Regions from separate parts of the Mus musculus genome. Here region 2 is linked to region 1. The links are chromatin contacts, found by Hi-C or POLR2A ChIA-PET in ENCODE. All regions are on one chromosome and are shown on one strand. The core of a region is the stretch at or near the end of the contact, and the rest is flanking DNA. Distances in the headings are between cores, read along the strand shown. Region 1 has its middle 16 kb from the start of Rgs4. Region 2 has its middle 22 kb from the start of Gm22114.

Region 1 (6,452 bases), core at 2,581-5,080:
TAAAAGTCTCATTCCACTTCTAGTTTACTCTCCCCTTTTGGGGCGTGAGCTCTCAGCTTCCTCATCTAGCCATTATGCCTCCCTTTTTAGAGAGTGAGCTCTCAGCTTCCTGATCTAGCCATCATGCCTGCCTCCTGCCATGCATCCCCAGATGATGGACTGTTATCCCCTTGAGACTATGAGCCCAAATAAATGCTTTCTTGTGTATAAGTTGCTTGGTCATGGCATTTTTATCACAGCAACAGAAAAATAAACAAAACACTTGGTCAGGCCAAGGTTGAGTTTGGGCCTGTAGGTGATTCTTTCTTTGCTAGATGTCCTGGCCATTAAGAATGATATCACAGGTAGCTGACTATAATGGACACAATTGACCAGTTGCCCCTGAACTCCACTGTGGATTTTTGCTAAGGTTATGCCTCGTCTGGACTACTCCTACCCTCAGCTGAAGATGGTGGGATTCTGCAGCAAGCTGTTGTAGGGAGCCCTGGGGAATCCACTCTCAATGTTTGCTTGAAAACTGACTTGAATGTTACACAATGTGTGCATGTATCAAAATATCACATGGCAACCTGTAAATGTGTAAGGCCTCTTTCTAGGTCACAAAAAGGGAACGAAAGTGGCAAAGGTCATGAGAACAGGCTCTGGTGAAGATCTGACACTCAGTGAAGGAAAAAGGCAGGCAACAGAGTGAGAACATTCTAGGTTGCTGACCAGGCTGAGGAAAATCCAGTGCAGACAGTGGATTCCTGCGTCTCCTTCGCTGCATCATCCTTGACTGGGGAATTTACTCCCAGGAAGTATAGCAGACACTAACCATGGAGAAATGTCACTTGATATCTCTCTCAAAGACCCATGCCTGTCTTGTTCTCTTATACAGCTCAGGGCCACCCTGCCTAGGGTCTGGTAGTAGCCACATTGGGATGCAACATCAACTACTGATGTAGATATGCTCTTCCTGAGTTTGCAGACAGACCGATGTGATCTGGGCAATCCTTTATTTAAGATTGCCTTCTCAGGGCTAGGCAGATGGCTCAGTGGTTAAAAGCACTGGTGCTCTTCTGGAAAATATGAGTTCAATTCTGAGCACCCAGATGGTGATTCACAACCATCTGCAATTCCCAGGAGAGCCAATGCTCTCTTCTGGCCTCCATAGGAACAAGGTATGCATATGATATGGTGCACAGACACATCCAGGCAGAATCTCCTTACACATAAATCTAATAAAATTTTAAAATAATAGATTTCCTTCTCAACTGACTCGGGGCTATGTCAAATTAGTCATTTAATCTGACTAGGGTAGGATGCTTTGTCTGGAAACTCTAGTAACTTTAGAGTCTGAGAAAAAGGTAAGAGGAGAGAGCAAGTTCTGCATGACTGGATTTGCCAAACCCAAGAGATTTTCTTAATAATTGTGATACACCTTGAAAACATGGCAGAGAGTAGACAGATATACTGGATCAAAGGAAATACAGTGGTCTGGGTGAAAGGTTAGGCTGACGCAGACTAAAGCAGAATTGGAGAACCATAGCTCTTGGCACATTATACTCCAAGAGTGGAAATCATTGCACTTTGCAATGCATGAAATGTCTCAAGCCAATTTACATACTAAACCATTTCCCCAGTGTGATGGTTTTAGAGGTGACATCTTTGGTAGGTAATTTTGTCATGAGAGTTGAATCTTTATTCCTGGAATTATGACCTTTCCAAAGGACTCTGGAGAGGAGGAGGAGGAGGAGGAGGAGGAGGAGGAGGAGGAGGAGGAGGAGGAGGAGGAGCAGGAGCAGGAGCAGGAGCAGGAGCAGGAGCAGGAGCAGGAGCAGGAGCAGGAGCAGGAGCAGGAGCAGGAGCAGGAGGAAGCAGGTAGGTCTAGAATAAACAGAGTGATTGAAAGCATACCTCAGGATACCCTGTAAGCTTGTCTTAACAGGGCCACTTTGAGGTACTCCAGTATGGGGTTGCTTTCTTTGGATACAATAAGTAAGTAGTATTGATTGTGCTGGTTGTCCTGAAGAGGGACAGGGAGTGGCTACAGCCTCCATTGCTAGACCTGATCAACTTTTGTTGATCAACTTTTACATTTTGTTTTATTGTTAAATTTTGAGAGGGAGCAAGGTCATAGGAGAAACACAGTAGAAATCTAGTTGTTTTTTTTTTCAAACTTCTAGAGCAGTACCTAAAGCCAGTAATAAATTGTCCCAAGCTGCATCAGAGCCCTCCTCCATCCTCCAGAAACCCTACTTCTGCATCAACAAAAGGAACTGTGTTCCTTTACTGCTGCCTTTTGCCGCTGAGTCATAAGATTAAATTGTGCTTTCTGCACCCCCACCCCAACCCGCCTCAAGGCAGAAAGTAGACTAATGCACTTTAGAAAGATTTTTGGATAGCACATATCTTTTTTTCCATTTTCAATTTCAAGTAATTTGGAAAATGAGGCCATAATAATTATTAACTATATTTGCTCAGCTTCCCATTCTAAGGACAGGGGTAAAAAAAAAAAATCACAGCTATCGTAAAGACATGGTCCAAAATATAGATCTATTGTGTAAGTAATGCTGTGGAAAAGGGAGAGGGGTGGCTCAGGATGAGGCAGAAGCCCTCAATGTCTTCTTTGGGACATCAGAGTTACCCGTGGTTTCAAGCTCAGGCTCTATACTGATTCCAGGAGAGTCATTCATTTTACAAACCCAGAGCTGGACATTATTCACCTCAGGACTATTTAATCATTTTTGTCTTCTTCTTCTAGCCTGCTGTGCTGGCTAAGATGTGGGATGGGAGGGTAGAACGTTGGCAAGGACAGAAATGAGTTTCCCACCCTATGTGTATGCCAGAGTCTCCATTCAAGTTCAGCAGCGCCTGGCCAAGCCTTGGTGAGCCTTGACACCTGCCAGCCTTCCTCTTCCTCACCGTGACTGTCCACCAACAGAGCAGGCATGTGCTGAGCGCCCGCTTCTCTCCAGCCTCCCGAGACTTGGGAACACAGAGACAGCGTCTACAATGCAGTCTTCAGCAACGGCCCCGTATAGTCCTCTCAGGCTCTGAGAGGATTTCATACTTTTATCAAGAGAGTCTCACTCTGTTCCCCTTTGGGAAAGAAACGAAGATGAATTTGCTATTGGAGAATCCTTTAAAAGGAAGCACACTGTTTCCAACGGATTTTCCAAGATACCAACCTGGCAATTCTTATTCCGTGTGAAGTTTTCCTCTATAGATCAGAATTCTGTCTATATCGTAACCAGAGGCTGGCTTGTATTGAAGATTGCAATCGAGTTGGTGCGGAGGAGCTTTATAAACCCCAAGAATCAGGAAGCATGTAAGGACCATGTCTTAGTGGTTCACAAAATCCACCTCCTCTGCACTGCCGCACCCCAGTCCCCAGGAGCTCTCAATACACAGTCTCTTGCAGTCCCTACATCATGCCAAACTAGGGGAGAGAAAGGAAAGAATCTTGAGCCCATTTTCCAGATAAGAAAACTGAGAACAAGAAAAGGAGATCGAGAAAGGGCCTATTGGAAAAACCTGTCAGTTATTGATACTGGAGTCCCATGATATCACAGCCCCTCTCTGAATTATGACCTGTGTAACCTGACTAGAGACATACGGAGACCTCAGGGACTGTGCTAGCAGCAGTGGCCATTCAATGAATGGCCAGCATCATTTCTACTTGATAGAAAAATCAAGCAGAAAAATGGACCAGCCTTTTAGAAATTATGCCACTGGAGCATCATTGATGGGGACTGCGGATGATTTAATCTGCTTTGAGATACCAAACAGCATCCAACAGCAGGTTGTTATGGCAACACTACTCTTCTCTTAGTGGCTTCAAACAAAAATATCTCAAGGGCAGAGTAATTAGGTAAGTAGAGCAGAGAGTCGGTGTTTCATGCAGTCATTTTCCAGTGATTACCATTTCATTGTGCCCAGTGCTCAGAGGCCTGCTAATAAGGCAGACTGTGTGTGTGTGTGTGTGTGTGTGTGTGTGTGTGTGTGTGTGTATTATGTGGGTCCCACAGGGGAAGTGTCTTTGATTAGCACTTGTCCTCCAAACTCCATTACTAGCTTGTGCCATATGGCAGATTCCCACTGAACACATATGCAACGAAATAAAAGAATATGGGGGACGGCAAGACACGCACAGCCTCCGACTGCGTCTGTCAGGGACTATGAGTGTGTGCTGGGAGAACAGTGTTTGCCGTACCTTGCTTTATTTTTTTTTTAAATTAAATTGAAACACATCCCAGTGTTACTTGTTCCAGCTCTGACTCATGTTGTCATTTCCCAACACTCCCAAGAGGTCCTCTGCTTCTGTTTCTAATGCCTGGCATCCCTCCCCACCCCATCAGCCTCCATCATAACTCTCCCCACTGACTCTGCCCCGGAAATACAGAACTCCCCTGCTCAATGGCTTATTCATACTGGGAGAATGTTGCTGGGGAGAATGTCTCCAGGTTTCAAACTTCCTATACTTTAGATTGTGCCCCTGCCCCCAAAAGACATGAAGGAAAAGGAAAAATGAGCTGGTGTTCTTTGAATACTCACTTTGGGCCAGGGTTTAGTCAGGTGCTTGGGGCTATCCGTACTCATAGCACACATGAGAAATGGAGACTCATTCATATTAAAACCAAATTCCAGAATCACGTGGCTACTGAAGAACTGAGTCAGAATACGTACGAAATGTTGGATGAGCTCAAAGCCTTCAATTTTTATGACCCCACATTGTCTTACTGAAGAAGGCTTATGCATTTTGATATGAGAGATCCAATATCTCATCCCCTTGGTCCCACTGTGGTCTCTTGTCTGTTTTTAGGACTGTTGTTTCTACACTCTTACGACAGCTACTCATAACTATGGTGTTTTGCACACCCCCTTCTCGGAGAGCACACTGAGAAATGTCTGAGGTCATTTTTCATGGTCACAACCAGGACTCTACAACTGACCTGTAGTTGATCAAGGTCAAGGTTCGACTAGCCATCTTAATGTCTGGATAATATTCTCCACTAGAAAGAACTCTTCTGTCCAAAACATCAGTTGCTTTTAAGTTGAAGATGATCCTAAAAATTGTCCCCACAAGAAAGAACTCTCCTATCCAGAGGATATGGGGAGTTCTTTGGGGTTTATCTATGAAGACAAAGCCTGTGGCTTCTCAAGAAGTAGATAATATCATGGAATTTAGTTCACTGATGTCTCTCCAGTCATCAAGCAGGTAGGACAGGACTGCAGTTCAAGCCTGTTGCCAGGAGGGATCTGAGCATTTTCCTCCATTTGAGTGGAGAGGCAGGTAGGCATTATTACACAGTGGCATGGCAGTGTACACTCTGTGAATTTGTGGGGAACCAGGGAAATTTGTCTATGCAAAAGTTGCGACACTTGAGCTGGGTCACAAAGAGTACACAGCACTCTCCAGACGGACCCAGGATGAGGCAAGCATTCCAAAAGTGTGAACAGTGTTACTGTGCATCCTAAAGATGGTGCAAAGCATAAGAGGGATGTGAGTAGTTCCGAGGACCTAACATAACATGGTGTGGCCCTAAGAAGCTGAGCAGGTAGACAGAAGCCAGCTCTCAGAAGGCTCCAGTGTCACTTCCATTTTGTCTTCTAGATGACAAGGAGCCTTGAAGCACTGGTTTCAGGTTTTCATTGAAATAGAGTCATGATCATCCTGTCCTAAAGACCAGTTGGATTCCTCGTCTGCCCTGCTTTGCTTCTCTGTTGCTGTGATAAATACCGAGCCAAAGCAACTTGGGAAAGAAGTGTTTGTCCAATGGATTCCTCATCAACGGAAGCCGAGGCAGGAACCTGAAGGAGGAACTGAAGCAGAAACTGACTGGCTTGCTTCCTATGGCTTGCTTACTCTTGTGCAGCCCACACCTACCTTCCCAGGAGTGGCACTGCCCACAATGGGCAAGGCTCTTCTGAATCAATCATCGATCAAGGAAATGTCCCAATAGACACATCCACACCCCAATCCGATGGAGGAAGTTTCTCAGTTCCCTTTTGCTAAGTGACTCCACTTGTACAAAATTCAGCACACATTTCAGTAACATAGGGACAAGTGGAAATACTCATGTCCTAGAACTCCATTTTAGTATGTTTCACATTCTTATAACAAGTGTTCCAGGTTTGGCTGACACTTCTAAGGGTCCACATCCTGGCAAATGTCCTGTACTAAACTCTGGAAGGCCTCTAGAAGATGGATGAAGTCACAGTGGGAGAAACATAAGAGATTACACAGAAGACAGGGAGCCTACCACTGCAAATAGATCAGGCTCTCTCTCTCTCTCTCTCTCTCTCTCTCTCTCTCTCTCTCTCTCTCTCTCTCTCTCTCTCGTGAAAATCCACTCACTCTTGTAAGATCCAACCGACTCTAGGAGAAGAATAGACATCTCTTCTGAGAAGACCATCCTAACTCTTCCCCTGGAATATACTTTTTAATGGTACTTTGGTACCATCTCAGC
Region 2 (6,375 bases), core at 256-2,755, 55 kb after region 1:
AGTGAACAAAGCTGGACATAGGGGTGAATGCCTGTGATTCCAACACAGTAGAAGCTGAGGCGGGAGAATCATGAGTTCAAGGCCATAGGAAGACACTATCTGGAAAATAAAATAAAATAAAATAAAATAAAATAAAAGCAGAACGTCAAAGAATATGTACTCCTGGACTTCACAAATGTATTAGCTCTGTATTGATTTCCCTGTATTCAGGGACATTGTCAGCCATTCGTACACATTCTACCAAGACGCGGTCCCATCGTCCATCTTCTAGAACACCTAGAGAGAAGTGATTCCACAAAGATGTCACAGCTCCCCAGACATAAAATTAATTAATTAATATTAATTAATGTTAATTAAAGCTCTTCTGGCTTGTAGTCTGTAGCTATTTTTAATGCATCATATCATTCCTTTGTAGGAGAATTTATACCCATAATGAAGATATTTCTCGAACAGTAGATCCTTTAAACAGTAAAGAAATGAAAGGAAAAACACGCAGAGTAGATTAGTTACAGGGTAAGGGAGAGATATTTGTATTCTGCCTAAACCAACACATTGCAGCTGCTTTCTCACCATCAGGTTAAGTGGGAACAAATCTGGGGGATTCTGACACATGTGTTAGCCCATTTCCTGTCACTATAACAAAATGTCTGAAAATGGGTACTTACAGAACTAAAAAAGGTTTGTTTAGCTCACAGGCTTGGAAACCAGATACCTAGGATTGGACCACTCCACCCTTTTGCCATGACCTTTTTGGCTGCATCACAGTTTGCTAGAATGACAACAAATACAAAGGACAGAAAGAGGCATGATTGGACAGGAAACCAGAGAGTAAAGAGGAGCCAGCCCCCATCTTTCCATAACACAATTCGGTTTTACCAAAACCGACTCATTCAATGCAACACAGCATTGATCCCTTATGAGTGCTAATGCTTTTAATAGTCTAACCATCTCCCACTAGGCCTTACTGTTTCAAAGATCCCACCACCATGCTGGTGGACCCACTTTCTAGCACATGAAATCTTGTGTTAGCATTCTGTCTCTGATCCACTGCACCTTCCATCGCCTGACTGGGAGTGACCTTCAGGCTAACACACAAGGTTACCATTCACTGCATCTGGTGAAAAACTTCATTATATAACATCTACTCTGTCAAGAGTGTAAATAAGTTGGACCAATGTCTCAAAATCAGGACCCTGCACACCTGCTTTCAACTGACTATAGAATACAGGATGTGTAATTTTACAGAAATAAATGCGAACGGCCTGAACTAAGGAGTGGTGTCATGGCCCTCACACATACTCATGACTTGCATATACAATGAGTAGGATAAAAGTCGACGTGAAATGGCAGACCACAGACAACTAGTTATTTTCCCCAGTGATCAGTCTCAGCACTCTCTCCCTCTCCAAACCAAATTTGTTCAGTGTCCGGTAAAGCTAATTTGAGCTGAGTTGCTATGGGAACTGAGAAAGGGGTTCCTGGAAATGTAATCATAATTGCTGTCATCTCAAAGGGCAGCAGCTTGAGACTCCAGTGCTCTCCCATATGTCTGCATTAGGCTAGTGTTAGCAAATGGGTGTCAAAAGTCATTTGCAGTCAAATTGCTAAGAGAATAACCAGCAGTGTTGGGTGTTGCTCAACTAAGCTGCTTTGTCAAAGGACAAATTTGTCATCATTGTTTTTGAGGTAAGATTCTCTTTGCAAGGTCTCATTTCATTGCCTGGAATAGAATCTAAATGTTGTCTGTCACCAGACACAAATCTTAGGACCCGTGAAGGTAAAAACTCTGAGCCGCGAATCTCCTTGGGTTCAGAGGATCTGTTAGAAAACTTGAGAGTTGCTAGACAATCGCTGGATATTCTACCAGGTTTTAGAAAAAAAGATAGGTGGTGTGGGGTTGGTGATTTCATAATTTCAAGATTCAAAAGCCCAGTGGAATCAGGCCACAGACTTGAAATGTGTCCTTGGGATCAGCTGGTCTTTGCTACTCAAAAATGTGAGCCACATACCTGCAGCATTGATGCGACCTAAGAGCTTGTTATATATAGACGCCCAGACCCAGACCCAGACTTGATGATTTATAACCCACCATTCTCAGATGGTCTAGCTGTGCACTGATTTTGGGAAGCGCTACACTAGTGAAATGTCTTAATTTGATAGAAAAAATGGCTGAAATCTTGACTGAAGTCCAAAGAAGTGAAGGAACTTTGCCCAATGTACAGATGGGTCTTGGTAGTAGACCCAGAACCAGATCCTACCATGCCTGAGAGGCAGAATCTTCCCATCACCCCATGGGACTTCTTAAAAGCAGGAACTGAGAAGGGTATGAGAAATTTCATAAGAGATCTTCTTGTTTTATGGCACTCCCAGACATTAAACTTTTTCTGACCTCAAATTGCACTGAGGGGGACAGGAATTCTGAGAAGGATTAGGACAGTAACTAATTGAAGGAGAAACTATTCCACATATCTCTTTAACAAGGCTGAAAGTGAGCCGCCTTCCTAGGGGTTGACTCTTGACTATGTGAGTAACCTGACCCAACTGGAAGATTAGGAGTCCATCAACACCAGAGATTCTATTCTCTTGACCACGTGTTTTCTTAATGAGCCTTTACTGCTGCTCTAAGAACATTTGCTGGCCTCATTCAGGTGAAAATGACCAGCCTTCATGTCTATTTGTGGTGTTCTCTATCACCCTATGAAAGCACCTGGCAAATGTTCACTTGAAAACTGAGAAGACCAGATGACCTTTGACCTGTCTATCTTCACACCATTCCTTAAAGAGTCCTATTGTCACAATCTATAAGTTAGTGTGAATTACTCCACAGTGTAATTTTCAGCCTTTTCATTTTCAGAAAGCTAAAATGTCTTTTTCTGATCATTGGAAGTTTAAAAATGGGACTAACAGGGGGTTTAGGGAGGGTCCAGATTCTGCCCACCCTCTCTGGAATTGCAGAACAGAGCTCTGCTTAGGCAGCAGTGGCTGGTTACCAGTGTTTCCCATGCCAATCATTCAGTGTGAAAGAGTGTGTGTTGTGACTATGCTTGGTACCTCACCCCAAAGTAGAAAATAGTATTCTCTCCACTTCCAGATGCCTGAGAACACATAACATCTAGTGACTACCAGAGCCTGGCAAGAGCTCGCCAGTCCTCCTTTCTCCTCTCTCCCCTTTTCCCTCAGTCACCACTAGATGACCTAGCCAAGCCTCACCTTATCCCATAAGTACAAGTCATTAATTCCTAGTTCTTTACTAATGATTTGATTCTGATACCTACAGTCACAAATCATCCCCTAACTTAGCAGTTTAGCACAAGGGCAGTTTTATTATCTCTCACAGTTTTATCAATGGGCCTGGTCTCTAGCTGGGCATGCCCTACTCTATGTACAGACTGCAAGGGCTGTCGTCTTTGATTGGTTGGAACTATCCGAGATAGCTCATTCACAGGCAGAGATTGAGGTAGAACAAAAACAAACCCGAGAACTTATGCTTGCTCCCTCCCTCCCTCCCTCCCTCCCTCCCTCCCTCCCTCCTTCCTTCCCTCCCTCTCCTCTCTATCCCCCTCCCTCCTCCTCCTTCCTCCCTCCTTCTCATCCCTTCAAGGTGTCCTAAAGCATGATTGATTTTCACATGGCAGCTTCAGGCTCTCAAAATAATAAAAATCAAGATTTCCCCCACTTTGTTAAAGCTTAAACCCAATCTGAGCTAGAACAGTGGCTATGTCCCAGTGTGTACTGTATTAGTTAAAATGAGCCAGTGATTGCCCAGAGGCTAACAATCACAGGATTCTCAAAAAGACCTCCAGGGACAGCCAACTCCTTCATTTTTCTAATTGTTTCCTGTTGCTTGGAGATCACAAGAAAGTCTATCAACATGTAAAAGTATGTTTTTATATCTGTTTTCATACAGATGGGTACTTTCCTGGTGGAAAAAAAAAACTCCCAGATTTCCTTATACTATCTAAGGGATCTGTCACCCACCCGGAGAATTCTACATCACAGGAATGAGTCAGAGAAGATTCTATAGACCATCTGTTCAATTGCTATGTGGAGCTGTGGCGCTTCGGGAAGCGTATGGGGTTCGTAGCGCATCTCATTAGCTGGATTTGGAATTCTGAGACTCAGGCAAGAGCCTCATCTCTATACATTACAAGACTCTTTAATTTTTAGCAGAGTTGTTTAAATAATCAATGTTCTCCATAAGGACGGTAGGCTGATTTATTCTGAAGGATTTACCTGGGTTTGATGTAATAAGACGCAGGCATAGCCATGATTAACATTCTTCCTATAGTATACTGTGTTGCCCTCCAGTAAAAAGCCACCATCAATCTAGTTTGATACCTATCTAATTGGATTGGAATCTGCAGGTCAGTGGAATACATGCTAGTATAATGTTATTTTACAATAAGAAATCTGAAATTTAAATAATTTGTCTCAATAGTTTAGAGGCATTTCAAGTAGAAACTAGGGCTCAAATCCAATTTTCCTGGTTTTGACTCTCCAGGGCTTTGTAACAAGGAGGAGCAAAAATACAAGTACAAACTACCAGCCTTTCTCACAGGATGCTACTAAAATTCAAGGATGGAGAGTGGGGACAGGATTATGATCCATGTTTTATAAGTGATCCAAAACAGAATTTCAAAGTATCACACTTACAATTTAATTAAAAAGTAATACCTCATAATATCTATCAATTGAGTATAATAGTAATGTAAGAATGTGAGCATTTTAATCTATGCACTCAGACCTACTCACTTGACAAAGTAGGAAACAATGATTCAGAAGCATCCAAACTTTTGACAAAATATTGTCAACCTCAAGTATGTTGGACTGTATTCATAGCTACCCTGGGGTGCACAGAGGCCACACCTAGAGATTGTCTCACACCTAAGATAACTGATCCAAAGCAGAACCCATGCAAGGCCTGGTCCATTGACTCCCTGTTCCACCCTGAGTCCACACCTCTCTCTTTCTGCACTGGACAGATTCCCATGCGAAAAATCATCCCCATATATGAGAAGGACCATTTCTAGCCAGCTAGCCATCACTCTGAAAAGACTTCAAGAACTGCCAGTCGGTCTTTTACCTTTTACTGCAAATCTCTGTTCCGATGCATCGGAGGTTGCTGCCTTTCAGTTCTTGTGTCTCTGCCTTTAGTTCTTGTGTTTCTTTATCATTGAGAAGATTAGCTGATTCTTATTAGCTTTCTCCTTCCGTACTTGTTTGCTGCCATTTGGGAATAAGACCCTGAAAGAACTACACTGCTGCCAGTAAAGAGGTCTGTTGGTAACCAGGAAACTAATAAACAAAGAGGCACACAATGCAACAACAGACCCCTCAAGATCTAAAGATTTTTCTTCTTCCTATGCTACACTCTGTGCTAGATCTTGGGTCTCTAAAAACCCCAGAGTTCCTCAACAAATAATCTTTAGTTCCACTAAGTCCATCTATGTGTGCTCTGAGTGACTGGTCACAGAGTAGGGTTTCTGAGTTCCCGGTAAGGCCCAGGAACCCCCTGGGATATAACTCCCTGTGACGTCCCTCAGTGGGAGCCCCTTTACCCCTGCAGTCTCACACCGATCCCAGGTTATAAACTGGTTTCAATTATTACCAAGGAAAGGAAAACATCTGTGACTCAAGGGAACACGGATGGATTTGGAAAAAATGGTTCTTTGCTGAGGGTTTAGAGGTGGAGAAGGTGTCTATAGACTAAAGATTGAGTATCATCCTAGTTTACTACAAATTAAATGAACCATTTCCTCCCAAGATGGAGGCCTCTCCAGTTCACTTATAACAAAAGAATCCCATAAGTCCTTGCTCAAAGTATCTTTCCTATTGACTATGAGCCCATGGGGCTCATGAATGTTCACAATTTTTTTTTATGGGTGGTTCAGGATTTTAGGGACACTTCCTCCATTTTGGTTAGGACTCTACCCCTTCTGAACATTGAGAAAATGAAGTAGGAGACACGCAGTCACTGACATCAATACAGAAATTTGGACCTGGGTTCAAGTTCAGAGTCCTCAGATTAAGAAGTTCACACTAAGACCCCAATATATCCATGCCTTTTCTTCAGCCAGATGCTTATATGTGCTCTCTATCCATGTGTAAATGGATTAATAGTTAAGGCTTAGTATATTATTTGGTGGTATAGTTTCTCAAAGAAATCACCTGAGATCATGAACAAAGTAAAGTGTGTGTATGTGTGGGTGTGCATTTGTACGTGTGCATGTATGTGTGCATAATGAATCTCTAAGGAGTTAGAAGGGGAGTGATGTGGAATCTTTACCAAATTCTCTCCCAGACTGAAGTTGAACATTTAGCTCACAAAGGAACTATGCATCATTAAGCAATATCACTGCAGACTATCTACTGTTA

Evidence for each region. A loop is a pair of places that touch in the nucleus more often than their neighbours do. ChIA-PET counts read pairs that join two places held with the same protein, here RNA polymerase II (POLR2A).
Region 2: a map of left cerebral cortex shows a loop between it and region 1 (2.3-fold over the local background). The contact joins two enhancer-like sites. A Hi-C loop is called at or near these places in 1 of 37 maps with a recorded cell type or tissue (left cerebral cortex). POLR2A ChIA-PET finds 5 or more read pairs at or near these places in 1 of 5 experiments (embryonic stem cell).

Annotation. Positions count from the first base shown.
Region 1 is chr1:169,760,442-169,766,893 of GRCm38, forward strand. No RefSeq gene overlaps it. Among named protein-coding and RNA genes, the nearest start is that of Rgs4, 16 kb to the left of the region's middle. Within about 2 kb of position 3,831, at least 1 of the 3 ENCODE cell types and tissues checked has a DNase peak (open chromatin) inside an H3K27ac peak, as active enhancers do; it is left cerebral cortex, where a contact is called at or near this core.
Region 2 is chr1:169,818,205-169,824,579 of GRCm38, forward strand. No RefSeq gene overlaps it. Among named protein-coding and RNA genes, the nearest start is that of Gm22114, 22 kb to the left of the region's middle. Within about 2 kb of position 1,506, at least 1 of the 3 ENCODE cell types and tissues checked has a DNase peak (open chromatin) inside an H3K27ac peak, as active enhancers do; it is left cerebral cortex, where a contact is called at or near this core.